3 separate regions of the Homo sapiens genome follow, and regions 2 and 3 are each linked to region 1. The links are chromatin contacts, found by Hi-C or POLR2A ChIA-PET in ENCODE. All regions are on one chromosome and are shown on one strand. The core of a region is the stretch at or near the end of the contact, and the rest is flanking DNA. Distances in the headings are between cores, read along the strand shown.

Region 1 (4,256 bases), core at 1,207-3,706:
AAAAGTTGCTGAATAAAAATCTATTTTTACTGCTACAGCTATTGTCCAGCTTTGATTTTCCTTAACAAGCCTCATCAGCTGCCATATTGCCTTGAGGGGATGTCAGTTCAGGCACATTCTCACCCAGAAACTAAATTGTAATATTTATCTCCACCACTACTCTTTATGCAGGGTAATAGGAAAAGAGAGTCAGGGAAGAAGTAATTAACATTTTAAATGGAGAGCTACTATAATTCCTGCCTCTAGAGCTTGTTGCAAGGCTAAAATTAATAATCATAGCTTCCTACTCATTTACTTATGTATGTTTCCCCTGCCCTATGCCAACACCTAGGTAGATCAGGATTTTTTTATCTGGTATGCTTCAACACTTTAATTTCTTCATGATCTGAAATTTCTGCATTACTTCAGTTATCTGATAATCATTATTATGGCACACGGCAGTATTAAGAAGTGCCCAGTGAATCTCCAGGTGTCATGCATAGTTCTTCTTGCCCTCAATATATAGATGTAACCCAATTTCCTTTTGGTATTTGGGATGAATCATACCATTCTGTCACTGTGAGGAATCAAAGTGACCAGAGGGCAGTTTCAGCTTTCGAATCAATGAATTGAAATTCAATTCAATTCAGTGACGGGGTCTTCTAGTGGCAGCATTCCTTCCTTTGGATCTAGGCTTCCAAACACAATAAACCCAAGGTTGTAGAAATGGTGTGCTGGAATACTATGCAGCCATAAAAAATGATGAGTTCATGTCCTTTGTAGGGACGTGGATGAAGCTGGAAACCATCATTCTCAGCAAACTATCGCAAGGACAAAAAACCAAACACCGCATGTTCTCACTCATAGGTGGGAATTGAACAATGAGAACACTTGGACACAGGAAGGGGGACATCACACACCGGGGCCTGTTGTGGGGTGGGGGGAGGGGGGAGGGATAGCATTAGGAGATACACCTAATGTAAATGACAACTTAATGGGTGCAACACACCAACACGGCACATGTATACATAGGTAACAAACCTGCACGTTGTGCACATGTACCCTAGAGCTTAAAGTGTAAAAACAAACAAAAAAAAGAAATGGTGTGCTGGATATTTTCTATTTCTCCCTCCAGGCATTGTGCCTAGTAGGCTGACCTCTACAGACTACACAGACCTAGCTCCACTGTCTTCTGGCTTCCTGGTGGATCCAGCCAGCGGAAGACCCCAGCTGGATATCAGAGCTGGGAGAACAGAGAGGTGGGTCTTCTCCACTCTGTCCCTGCTTTGGGCTGACGTCTCAGCACTGGCTACAACTATAGAATCTCACCTTACTTGGTGAAAAGTTGGCATTGCTTGCTTTCCTCTACTGAACGACACGGTTCCAGTTGGTTACTCTCTCGTACAGCCACAGCTACCGCTCTCGCTCTCGCCTGGTTTTAGTAACTGCTTCCTTCCCCCACCCCTCAGCCCTATAGTTACTAACAGCTCCCCGCTGTTACTGGTTACTACTGGTTACGGAAGGCGAACTATGTGCCCGACACTGTGCTAAATGCCCACATATATTATCTTTTAGTCCTCACAATCCAATAAATTAGATGGCTTTAGTCCTGTTGCAGAGGTGATAAATTCAGAGTGACAGTGACAGAGCTAGAAATTGAAGGTAGGTGTGTTTATGCTAGAGTCTGTGCACTCAAACACGATTCCTTACTTCTTGCATCAGTTGTTAACCTCCCTTCAAGAGTGTCAAACCTCCTGGTAACCCGCCCATTCCCTTAACTGGAAATGAGGGTGCTGTTGCAATTTTCTCATCCAGCCATTCCACAAATGGTATCTGGAATGTGGGACCCACAGTCCAGAATCCTGAGGGCTGCTGTTGAGAGCATCAAGACGCGCCCAGGAGGTCAGGGCGGTGTGCACTCACACGCTGAGCCTGGAGAAAGTTAGACGCCTTCTCCACCGCTGTGGTGGTTAGCAGGGACTTTCCTGAAGGCCAGAGACTGGTGACGTTCATGCTATTTTTCCAAGCCATTTGGTAGCAAAGAACAGAGTGCCAACAATTCAAGCATTCTCTCAGGCTGGGAGAGAGACGTGGCTTATTCAAGATAGAAATTGCTGGTGAGGTTGAGGCGAGACCGACATCTCTCTGAGCAGCAGGGGAGAAAGACGGCTCTGTTCAAAAAAGAATGGGTAATTTCAGTCAATTCTCTTCTTTCTCGTTTCTGTCTTATCTTTATGACTTTTTAATAGTGCCAATTTAACAGATGAGGGGACAGAGGCCTTTAATTGAGAATTCCACTCCGCTTCCTCTGCCTCATCTCAAAAATCTGGCAGCTGAGTCGCCGCGGCTTTGAATTTGCCTCTTTTGACCTTCCCCTCCCACCTCTGGTAACACTGAGCCTGGCCCGGAAGGACACACCCGGCTTCTGGCGGAAGTGCCGGCTCTTTAAAGAAGCTGAGGGCTGCGCGAATTGGCTGAGGTGCGTCATCTACTGTGTCTGGGCGCCAATCCCGACGCTGGGCGGAGCGAGGCCCGGTCCCTGCAGCGGGCGAAAGGAGCCCGGGCCTGGAGGTTTGCGTACCGGTCGCCTGGTCCCGGCACCAGCGCCGCCCAGTGAGTGAACACCGGCCGCAGGCGGGTGGGGAGAAGGGTCAGCCCGGCCATGTCAGTCAGCGCGATCTCCTGGGCTCCGGGCTTGCCAGGCAGCGCTGGGCGCCCGCTCCTCGTGAGCGCCGGCTCTTGGCTCTCGCACTGCCCCTGGTGCTGATAGGTATTGCCAACTTCGTTCCATTAGAGCGCGTTCTTGTCGCCTGGCGTGGACTCCGGATCTCTCCGTAGCTTTAAAATAGAGTTGAGAAAAACAGGCACAGTGCTCTCAACAGAAATCAGCACACTATTGCGGGGAATACCTAAATTACAGTAACTGGCCTCAGGGAGCAAGGGCGGTGTTAATTACAGAAAACCTCCGGAAGCTGTGGGCTCTGGGCTGGAATTTGCAAGGGGATGTGGCTTAATTTCAATGGGATGCAAATATTGAAAATGACTGTGGTGAGACGATCAGTCATACATTCAGGCAATGTGTCATCTGATCGGGAAATAAGTCAGCGTGGTAATCCCGATGACAGAATTCATGCAATTAATTTTTTATGTCCCCCCAAGTAAAATCAAATCTAGGTACTCACGGGTGACCGGAAGAAAGGTTGTCTGGAACTTGCAGGCACCACTTCTCCTCCCCAGAAATACACCTTCCCATAGTAATCTATAGCTCACCTGAGGCAGGGCTGAAGCATTAAAGACCCCTTCCAAGATCTCAGAAGGAATCAAAGGGAAAATGAAGACAGAGGGATTGAAATCAGCATTCTCTGCAAAACATCACTCTGAGACACAGTGATGTTTAAAATTGTATAAGTAGCAAGACATTTTTTTTTACCCCTGGTGAAAAGTGTTAGAATTTTTAAAAGACTTAACTTATACAAGTGAGTGAAATCAAAGTTATCCCTATTGCAAGGTCAATTTTGCTTATTTTCTGATACATATTTTGTGAGCAAGAGGAGATAGCTGAAAGTGTTCTGGACACCCTACGGAATATTCCCAGACTTTGGGAAATGACTTTGCCAGGAATGGGGAAGTTGGGAAAGGAAAGAATGTTGAAAATACTGAACTCCAGGGTGAAATTTACAAGGTGTGATGCATTTATTTATTCTCAGGTGTGGTTTCCCATAAGGAAGCTCTTCTTCCTGCTTGGCTTCCACCTTTAACCCTTCCACCTGGGAGCGTCCTCTAACACATTCAGACTACAAGTCCAGACCCAGGAGAGCAAGGCCCAGAAAGAGGTAAATCTAAATACTAACTTCCCAGACAGTGTTTCTTTCCCAGATGATTGACATGAGGACTCTCTCTTTTCAGGGGAGATCCTAACCCCTTACAAACAGGAGCACTTGAAAGCACACAGCTCTGTGATATACAGGGTATGTGGAGGAATAGTACTAGAGTACAGTTGTTTTCTTTATAAATGTTTGCAGCAGGTGTAAAAATTTAGTCATCCACTCCTATGTTCAGAAGAAAAATAAGTAATGGCAAGTGGCCTGAGCCACAGTTTTTCTTGTATCTCTCATGCTTTGTGCAAATATTTAGGGGAAGTAGACACCATGGAGACTATCAAGATGGATAATATCTCGCTCCTAACCTCAGGCAGGTTCTGGTCTGCTGTTAGAGATGAGTCGCATGGGACTGTTAGGGTTTGGAGAAAGGAAAGAACTGCCAAATCACCCTGCTGT
Region 2 (4,256 bases), core at 637-3,136, 980 kb before region 1:
ATGTACTATTTGTCCCCAGCTAGAAAATAAAATGCATCAAACGATTACATGCTTTTTCACTTGTGATCAAAAGGAAACGGTATCAGCCACTTGAGGCACAGCAAAGCAAATCTATGTAGTATTTAACAAGTGTACAATTATTTCAAAAGCAAAGCTTACAACTAAATACCTGTTTTTACAAGTCAAACACTAAGAAGTCAGTACAAAACTGGCTGCAAACACAAATCAAAGGTGCTATAACATTATTTTAAAGAGAGAAGGAAAGGGGAAAAAAAAGCTCTCTCCTTCCCAAAGTGTAATTTGTTACTATGAAATTTCTGGACAGTCTTCGAAGACTAAGCCTGTGAAGGGGAGGAAAATATTCCTTTTAAGTAGTTTGCAACTGTAGGCTACTTCTACCAAATCAAAGAGCTACACTTATTTAAAACCACAGGATTGGAGCCAAACTGTGGTCTATCAACTCAGGATGCCAACTTTTTAGTGTATTAACAACAACATGAAGACAAAGAAAAATACGATGGGTCTGAGTGGCTAGGGATATAGATTGTAAGAGACTTGTGGAATAGGAAAAAAACTTAGACTGGCCAGACCATAAAAATACCAGAGATGCCCACAGACAGCCTTCAAGTATGCACCGCTGGCTATGCTGCAGTGCTATGCTTAAAGCGTGAACGACATGAGTATTAGAAGGCGAGAAGTAAGAAAAGCAAACAGTCTTACACTCCTTTTCACTTCGGGAATAAAACTCTTGGCTTATATAGGGCATTCGTAAACCCGGCCCCCGGTTAAACCGACAGTTTCTTCATGCCCAGGTCTCTAACCTCCCTCGAGACATTCCAAACCTAGGAAAGGCGGCGAGGGAGAGGGACCAGAAGTTCTGGAAACCCTTCGAATCTTCAGTTTGCGCGAATCCTACCACAGTCAGGAAGCAGAGTTAGGGTTCTTATTCTTGAGAGCTCAATGCCCGAGTTTCCCCTGTTTGAGAGCCGAAGACGCGGAAGAGCCGCGGAAGCCAGGCGAACGCTCAGCCGGGTTAGCCAGCTCTCCGGGTCTCCCGCGCGGTGGCATGGCCGCCAGAGCCCTCTGCCCTCCCCGCCCTCTGGGGGCCCCAGGCCCCGCCGAGCGCGGGAAGCGAGGGACCTGGGCACCCAGTGCCTACGGCCGCTGTCCTACCAAATACAAACGGCGAGATATTTGCGCTCCGGACGCCCTCACTTCTGACCCCGCGCGGCGCACCTCCAGTTGGGGCTGGCAGGGACCCACTCCCCACCATTCGGCGGGACTGGGCCCCGCACCCCGCGCCTCGCGGGGGCTGCCCACCCGCAGCGGAGCCAGGTGAGCCCTGCGCGCGCGGCGCACAGAGCCCTCGGACCGGTGCGTCCAGAGGAGCCCAGCTGTTCCGGCCCCCAGCCTCGCTAGGGGCGCGGCGGGCGCGCCTCACCTGCTTGCCCCGGTAGAAGAGGCGCTGGCATTCGGGCCGCACGTCGAACAGCGCCCACACCCGCTCGCGCAGCTCCTCAATCGTGGCTTTGCGAGACACGTCCTCAATGGTGCACGTCTTGGAGCCATCAATGGTGCGAACCTGTATCCACATCTTGGCGCCTAGAGAGGAACCGGTCCCCTTTGTCTCCCCCTGAGCTCTGGGCGCCGCGCCCCGCCCGGCCCGCGCCGCTTTCCCTGCGGCTCGGGCCCTCAGCGGCAGGCGGGCGAGCGCGCCCACCGGACCGACCGGACGCCGGGCCCGACAGGCGGCGACGACTCTCAGCGCGCGCGCCCGACTAGCCGACTTGAGGAGAGACGACCGGAACCACTCTGAGGCGCTGCCGCAGACACCGCCTCAAAGATAGGAAGAGGCCATGTCTGCGCCGCGCAGAGTGTTTACTTATAGAGCTGGAGCTCCCACATGGAGGTCACGGCGCCAAGCCGGATCTCGCGAGATCCACGCCGGGCTCCGCCTTAAAGAGGAAGCGGCCCGGGAGAGGGTTACAGACCCGAGGGAACGAAAATGGGCAGGCGCGGAGAGGGCGGGTCGGAGGGGCGGGGCTACCAAAAGCCGTTACTTGCCCCACCGCCTGCACCTGGCCACTGGGCACGCCCTCTAGCCTTTGGGTTTCGGAAGATTGCGCGGCTACCACATCGGTTGCCGTTTTGAGGCCTCGTTTCAGAGCTGAGGGGGCGGGTGCCTCCTCAGGCTTAGCGGATATGGTTCTTTGGTCTCAAAAACACACCAAAAATAAGAAACCCTGGCGTGCACTTGTATAATCCTGGAAAGGGGGCGCGGGTGGGTGCGGCCTAAACTTCCGAGAAAGAACTGAAGGAAATGTGTGCGCTCCACCGCGCTCAACAGGAAAGCTCCCGCCACGCGGCCTGGCGGGTCGGGTCGCCCGGGAAAGGCCCCGGGGGCCCTCCTGCTTCGCGAACACGTTTCCCGCCTGGCCGCAATGCTACTTTCGCGCGGAAACCCACTTCCGAGGGTTTCCCGTCGCCTGGCGGAGGCGGCAGCTCCAGGCCTATCCTCAGGCCGCGGGTCCCGCTGGGATCGCCCTCTCTGGCTTGCAGCGCTCCCAGCCGGCCCTCCGGCCTTGGAGAAGTCGGGGCAGCTGCCCGAAAGGCCGCTCTCTAACTCCGGACATTTCCGTTCGTAGACTTTCCGCGTTAGGGGTGCCTTTGGCCTAAGGGATTGCGGGTTTGCGGGAAACAGTTTTAAATAATGCAGAGCTACGCGCCTCCGAAGAAAGAACTCCAAAGACCCTACTAGGATTAAACCCTCAGAAGTGGGCCCAACGCAGCACTACCTAACAGGGCTTCCCCCACCCCCCACCCCGCCTTCTTAATCCTTCCCTGCTACAGCTGGGGAGTCGGGGTGGGGGTGAGTGGGTTTATTTTATTTTATTTATTATGTATGTATGTATGTATGTATGTATGTATTTAGAGACGGAATCTCTCTCTGTCGCCCAGGCTGGAGTGCAGTGGCGCGATCTCGGCTCACTGCAAGCTCCGCCTCCCGGGTTCACGCCATTCTCCTGCCTCAGCCTCCCTGGGGTAGCTGGGACTACAGGCGCCCGCCACCGCGCCCGGCTAATAGTCTCGATCTCCTGACCTCGTGATCCACCCGCCTCGGCCTTCCAAAGTGCTGGGATTACAGGCGTGAGCCACCGCGCCCGGCCAAGTGGGTTTATTTTAAATGAAAATATGTCTTCTCAAGAAGGGAGAGAGGATATAAACGTAAACAAAACAAGACAACTTGGACTTCACATTTGCCAAAATCGGTAACTTAAATATTCACATAGGTGCTAATTATTCCCATAAAGGTACAGTACCATTTTTTTGTAATAAACTAATAAACAGCTAAAATAATTACAAGCACAGACAAATCCAGTAGTATATCATGAAAAAGAAGAGAAAGGCCGGGCGCAGTGGCTCAGGCCTGTAATCTCAGCGCTTTGGGAGGCCGAGGTGGGCGGATCACTTGAGGTCAGGAGTTCCAGACCAGCCTGGCCAACATGGTGAAACCCCATCTCTACTAAAAATATTAAAAAACTAGCTGAGCATGGTGGCAGTTGCCTGTAGTCCCAGCTACTCGGGAGGCTGAGGCAGGAGAATTGCTTGAACCCGGGAGGCGGAGGCTGCAGTGAGCTGAGATCACGCCACTGCACTACAGCCTGGGCGATAGAGTGAGACTCCATCTCAAAAAAAAAGAGAAAAAAAAGATGGCCCAACACAGAAGAGACAGAAAAAATTAACTGCACATACATATTTTGGGTTTCTGCCCCTGTGAAAATTTCAGTCACCTAGAACCTCTAAATATAATTCACTTGTCTACCCCTATTTTAATTAAAGCAAATATTGAGTATTTATTACATATGTAAATGAGATGATATTTAGGTTGGTGCAAAAGTCATTGGGGTTTTGCCATTTCTTTCGGTGGCAAAAACCACAATTACATTTGCACCAACCAAATCTACCTAAAGCACACTTACTACCTACCTCAATAAGGCGAAACTATTTATTATAAGGTTATGCTATTTACTATTATAACGTTATACTATGGCTTTGTGGAGTTACGTTAGGATTTTTTTTTTAGTTACCTCTCACAAAACAAATTACAATCTAGTTGAGATAAGATTTAACAAAAATAAAATATTAAAGAATAACTTAGTACTAAACACTGATGTTGGCGCAAACCATGATTACAGATGAGAGGAGAACTAGAATGATTAAGAAAAGGGGAACTAGAATGATCTGGAAGCTTAAAA
Region 3 (4,256 bases), core at 856-3,355, 570 kb before region 1:
GGCTCACTGCAACCTCCGCCTCCCAGGTTCAAGCAATTCTGCCTCAGCTTCCCGAGTAGCTGGGATTACAGGTGCGCACCACCACTCCCAGCTAATTTTTTGTATTCTTAGTAGAAACGGGGTTTCACCATGTTAGCCAGGCTGGTCTAGAACTCCTGACCTCAGGTGATCTGTCCACCTCAGCCTCCCAAAGTGCAGGGATTACAGGTGTCAGCCACCGTGCCCAGCCCATATTTCTTGTGTAATAGAGTTTCTTTTTTAAGATCAAGGACCCGATCCTACTTTCATTATAGTTAAGTTGCTATCATCTTGACCTCTTCATAACCTAGAGTTGAGGTTCCTTCTACTCACCCACACCTTTCTCTTTTATATAATCTTAATTAAGAAACCCTTTATCAACATTTCTAGCAATTCCCTACACTTTTATGTATGAGGAATTAGAAATTCTGCCAGATGACTTGGAATTAGGCACCTGGAGTTTTTGAAGTATGACAGACCTAGATTTTAACTTTGTTTAACAACTTTCTTAAACTAAGAGGCAGTTTCCTCATCTGAAAAATAAGGTTAATACCTAGCTGATAGGCTTGTTGTGAGATTAAAGGAGACAATGAATATAAAGTGCTTAGTGGCACAGGGTTCAATAATGTAAGCTAATATTGTCCAAGAGTCATGAAATAGAGCTGATGACTAAAGAGGAGTAGAGGATGTTTGCTTGGGTACGTTGGGCTTCAGATTCCTGGGCTTTGTCGAAAGAAAGGAGGAATGTCTAGTCAGACACACGTTTTGGTTGCCAGGTGCTGAAGTAAGACTGATCCCTGCATTTTTCTTTCTGTGAGCTGAGGTTCTGTGGACTCTTCAGAGTCCACAGACTCTTCTCTGAGGGGAGAGAACCCTGTAAATGCGTTATATATTACAAATGTCTGATGAGAGGAGACCTCGAATACTAGATAAAAGGTATGTGTGGAGGACAGTGTGAATACCCTAACAGAGCGTTCCCGCTTCACTATTTTACTTAAGAGTGATACTTAACTTACTGGACAAAAACAGCTTTGAGGTTAAAAAAAAATTTTATCACTGCTTTAAAGTTCACATTAATGAGAAGTAAACAATTGCAAGAGTCAGAGTATCCTAATCATTTAGTTATACACATTTTACTTTTAAAATGCATGATTTCTGTAATTTTGTTTTTGTGTTTAGGTAATTCTAGGTTTTAACGAGGGTTCTGTGTACCTAGAAAAAATAATATGTGCGTCTTTCAAATAGAACATGAGGAAATAGTAGTATTTGCTTTATGGAACCATGAATTCCTACCTCCCAACTAATTTTAAGTAACATGTAAACCAATGTGAATGATGAGTCCACTTTTTAGTCATTAAACAGTAATTGTAAAATGTAGTGAGATTATCAGCCCATGCAAACAACTGTTTAATGCTGTACAACTCAGACATGAACTATTTTGACTGTTTTCAGTCCCAAGAATTTGTTTAAATGAGGTTCCATTCTCTTTATTCTTAACAGATCTCAAGAATCGGGAGGGTGGAAATTTGTAACTGAAAACATGGAATTAGTTCCAAAATATGAATTGATGTTAAGAGCTGGGGTTCTAAAAATCACTTCCTTTTCTTCTGCATGTGAACGTATGGTCGAGTCCTTAAACTTTCTTTCTAAACTTCTCAAAATTCTGGTTATATATAGAAGACCCGCAGTCACAAGGGAGAAAGGGTGGGAACAGAATGTAAATTTTATAGTAGAGAAGATTTACATTTTGCGCTTTCTCACTATTCATTTGCCATTAACAAAGGTTATCTAGCAACTTTAATTTTAGTTTGGGGGGCTAACACGGGTCTTGCAAAAGAAGTTTCCTCTTGAAGCACTTGCTTTAAAAAAAGCCTTTTGGCCACCTTCCCAGGCGGTAGCGAATTAAGCTGCGCAGGCGCCTTGCTTCCCCCTCCATCAACATGTTCGATTGGCCTACGATTGATTACATCATTGGTCCGCGCAACCCTAGCAGGCTTCTGGGCCTGTAGCTGAGCCGAAGCTCTTCCTTTTGCGTAGCGGGGCGGGGCACGATGGTGGCGGGGGGGGAGGGGGGAATTGTTCTACTACGCATGCGCACCGGGGATGGCGACAGGGCCTCTTTCTTTGCTTCTCTCCACAGCTCTTCCCAGCCGGGGGGCTGAGTGCCCTCCCCCTTCTCTCCCTGCCCCTCCCCTTTCTCCCCCCTCACCGCCCAGCGGGGCTTCTAACTGACAGTTGTCGCCGGGCCCCGTCCGTGCACCGCCTCCTTCTGCCCGTGTCCCCCGCAGGTAGAGGGGGGCGGGAGGGGGTGTGAGGGAGAGGAGGAGCCGGAGCCGCCGCTGCGGCCCCCTCCGGGGAGGGGAGAGGAGAACCCCCTTCCTCCTCGCCCCCTCCCAGCCCCCCGCTGGCCCGGGAGGGGGTGGGGCGCCGAGGCCGCGGCGACCCGGCAGGGCCTGGCCGGTGAAGAGCAGGCGGGCGGGGTGCGGAGGGGTGAGGCCGGCGAGGGCCGTGCGCGCGCCGCCGCCGGGGGGGAGGGGAGAGGAGGGCACCTAGGCTCTCCTCTTCTCTCCCCCCTCCTCGCGCGCCATGTAACCCCGCCCCGCCGGCGGTGAGCTCAAGACCCCCGCGCGCACCGAGCCGAGCCGGCGGCTGAGGAGAGCCAGGCCCGATGTGGCGGGGGCTACGCGCCGCGGCCGAGCCGTGAGGAAGCGGCTCGCGCTCACGCGTCCCCCAGCACCTCGAGCGGCTGTTCCACACCGCCCAGCCTAGGCCTGCCGGGGCATGAGTGTGCCCGGGACGCCGGGAGCGATGGAGCCGGCTGGGGAGGAAGAGCGGCCGCCACCGGCGGCCGAAGGAGAGGACGACGAGGAGGAGGTGGCAGCGGCGGCCCAGACCTCAGGGCCGGCCCACGGAAGGAGTGCCTCCTCGCTGGAGGACGCGGACGATCAGGAGGAAGAGATGGAGGCGATGGTGATCGGAGGCGGTTGCTGCAAGGAGCAGGAGCTGACCTACGAGCTACAGCAGGGCTACCGCATCCTGGGCGAGTTCCTGCAGGAGAAGCACCGGGGCCTCACCGCCCCCTTTCTGCAGCCCTTGGGGGGCGTTGCCACCGCGGAGGAGGAGGTGGCGGAAGGGCCGCGCAGCGGGGGCCGGGGCGGTCGCGCCTTCCCGCAGCAGCCCGGACAGGGCATGTGTCTGCTGCAGATGGAAGAGAAGTTCGCCAGCGGCCAGTACGGGGGCATCACCGAGTTCGTGGCGGACTTCAGGTTGATGCTGGAGACGTGCTACCGCCTGCACGGAGTGGACCACTGGATCTCCAAACAGGGCCAGAAGCTGGAGATGATGCTGGAGCAGAAGTTAGCGCTTCTCTCTCGGTAAGCGAGCCCGGTCCCCGGTGGGACTGACAGACTGACACAAACACACACTCACACGTGCCCGAGGATGGGCTGGGCCAGGGGCCTGGGGGCGGCGCTGATAGGTGCTGAGTCGGTGCTGGAGAAGCCCGGGAGGAGGAGCGGCGCTGGGCGGGGACCGGAGGGGTGTGGTGGGTGTGGGCCGAACCCGGCTTGCGCGTAGACTGAGAAGGAAACCCGAGTCTGCAGCGCTGAAGAGCTGGGTATAGTTTGCAGATGTAAAATGGAATGGGTCCCGTAGGAAGAATTGCACGTGTAGGCAGAGGAACAGTTTTTGTGGGATGGAAGTTGGACCTGCAACTTTTAGACAGTTTTAGCATGACATTTAAAACAGCGTTTAGGATGAAATATCTCTAGAAAAATAATTTTGGCTTATGTAAAAAGGTGTCTTAAACCATTAAAAAATAATTTTATCATTTACTACCCATGTCGGTCATCGAAGATTTATGGAGTGTTACTAAATGGTTAATGGTTACTTTTGCATACTACTGATCTTTTCTCTCCGTTTCATCTGAGGACACCCAATTTTTGCAATAATAGGGAATGCATCAACACACATTTTTTAAAGTTTATACATTTATGTTTATTCTACCAGAAATCATAGGCAAGTCAGATGATACTGTGCTCTTGGTATCCGCCACCCATATATCCAATTATTTAACACAAGAGGAGGATACTAAAATGAATGTATTGTTTTATAATAATTGTATAGTCTGTGTCAGCCAAGTTAATTTCTAAAGTTTAAATTTTTCGGGAGTGGAAAAATTCAATGTTTTTGGTATTGGTAGTTGAAGTGGAATAGTAGTTTGACTGTTTACTATTAGA

The links. Hi-C counts contacts between places; a loop is a spot of excess contacts on that map. ChIA-PET counts read pairs that join two places held with the same protein, here RNA polymerase II (POLR2A). Pooled maps may share reads with other maps.
Region 2: a loop to region 1 is called in a map of CD8-positive, alpha-beta T cell, with 8 times the contacts of the local background. The contact joins the promoter of UHRF2 here to the promoter of PLGRKT in region 1. A Hi-C loop is called at or near these places in 4 of 168 maps with a recorded cell type or tissue (CD4-positive, alpha-beta memory T cell, CD8-positive, alpha-beta T cell, naive thymus-derived CD4-positive, alpha-beta T cell and 1 more), 3 of 37 single-sample maps with no recorded cell type and 16 of 50 pooled maps. POLR2A ChIA-PET finds 5 or more read pairs at or near these places in 2 of 52 experiments (BJ and CD4-positive, alpha-beta T cell).
Region 3: a loop to region 1 is called in a map of B cell, with 8 times the contacts of the local background. The contact joins the promoter of BRD10 here to the promoter of PLGRKT in region 1. A Hi-C loop is called at or near these places in 9 of 168 maps with a recorded cell type or tissue (B cell, CD4-positive, alpha-beta T cell, CD4-positive, alpha-beta memory T cell and 4 more), 6 of 37 single-sample maps with no recorded cell type and 29 of 50 pooled maps. POLR2A ChIA-PET finds 5 or more read pairs at or near these places in 3 of 52 experiments (CD4-positive, alpha-beta T cell, CD4-positive, alpha-beta memory T cell and activated B cell).

Annotation. Positions count from the first base shown.
Region 1 is chr9:5,436,125-5,440,380 of GRCh38, reverse strand. It overlaps PLGRKT (plasminogen receptor with a C-terminal lysine), which reads left to right and starts at 2,456. Exons shown (of 6, transcript NM_018465.4): 1 at 2,456-2,592; 2 at 3,687-3,812. RefSeq lists enhancers at 1,090-1,249, 2,810-2,899, 1,955-3,154.
Region 2 is chr9:6,410,829-6,415,084 of GRCh38, reverse strand. UHRF2 (ubiquitin like with PHD and ring finger domains 2) reads right to left here and starts at 1,886. Exons shown (of 16, transcript NM_152896.3): 1 at 1,442-1,886. The coding sequence starts at 1,594. RefSeq lists silencers at 1,069-1,498, 1,569-1,748, 2,029-2,168.
Region 3 is chr9:6,006,331-6,010,586 of GRCh38, reverse strand. It overlaps BRD10 (bromodomain containing 10), which reads left to right and starts at 2,105. Exons shown (of 8, transcript NM_001017969.3): 1 at 2,105-3,392. The coding sequence starts at 2,800. It overlaps MIR4665 (microRNA 4665), which reads right to left and starts at 2,761; the gene lies at 2,683-2,761. RefSeq lists silencers at 2,038-2,557, 2,608-2,837, 3,028-3,187, 3,578-3,637 and enhancers at 2,075-2,574, 2,575-3,076, 3,208-3,437.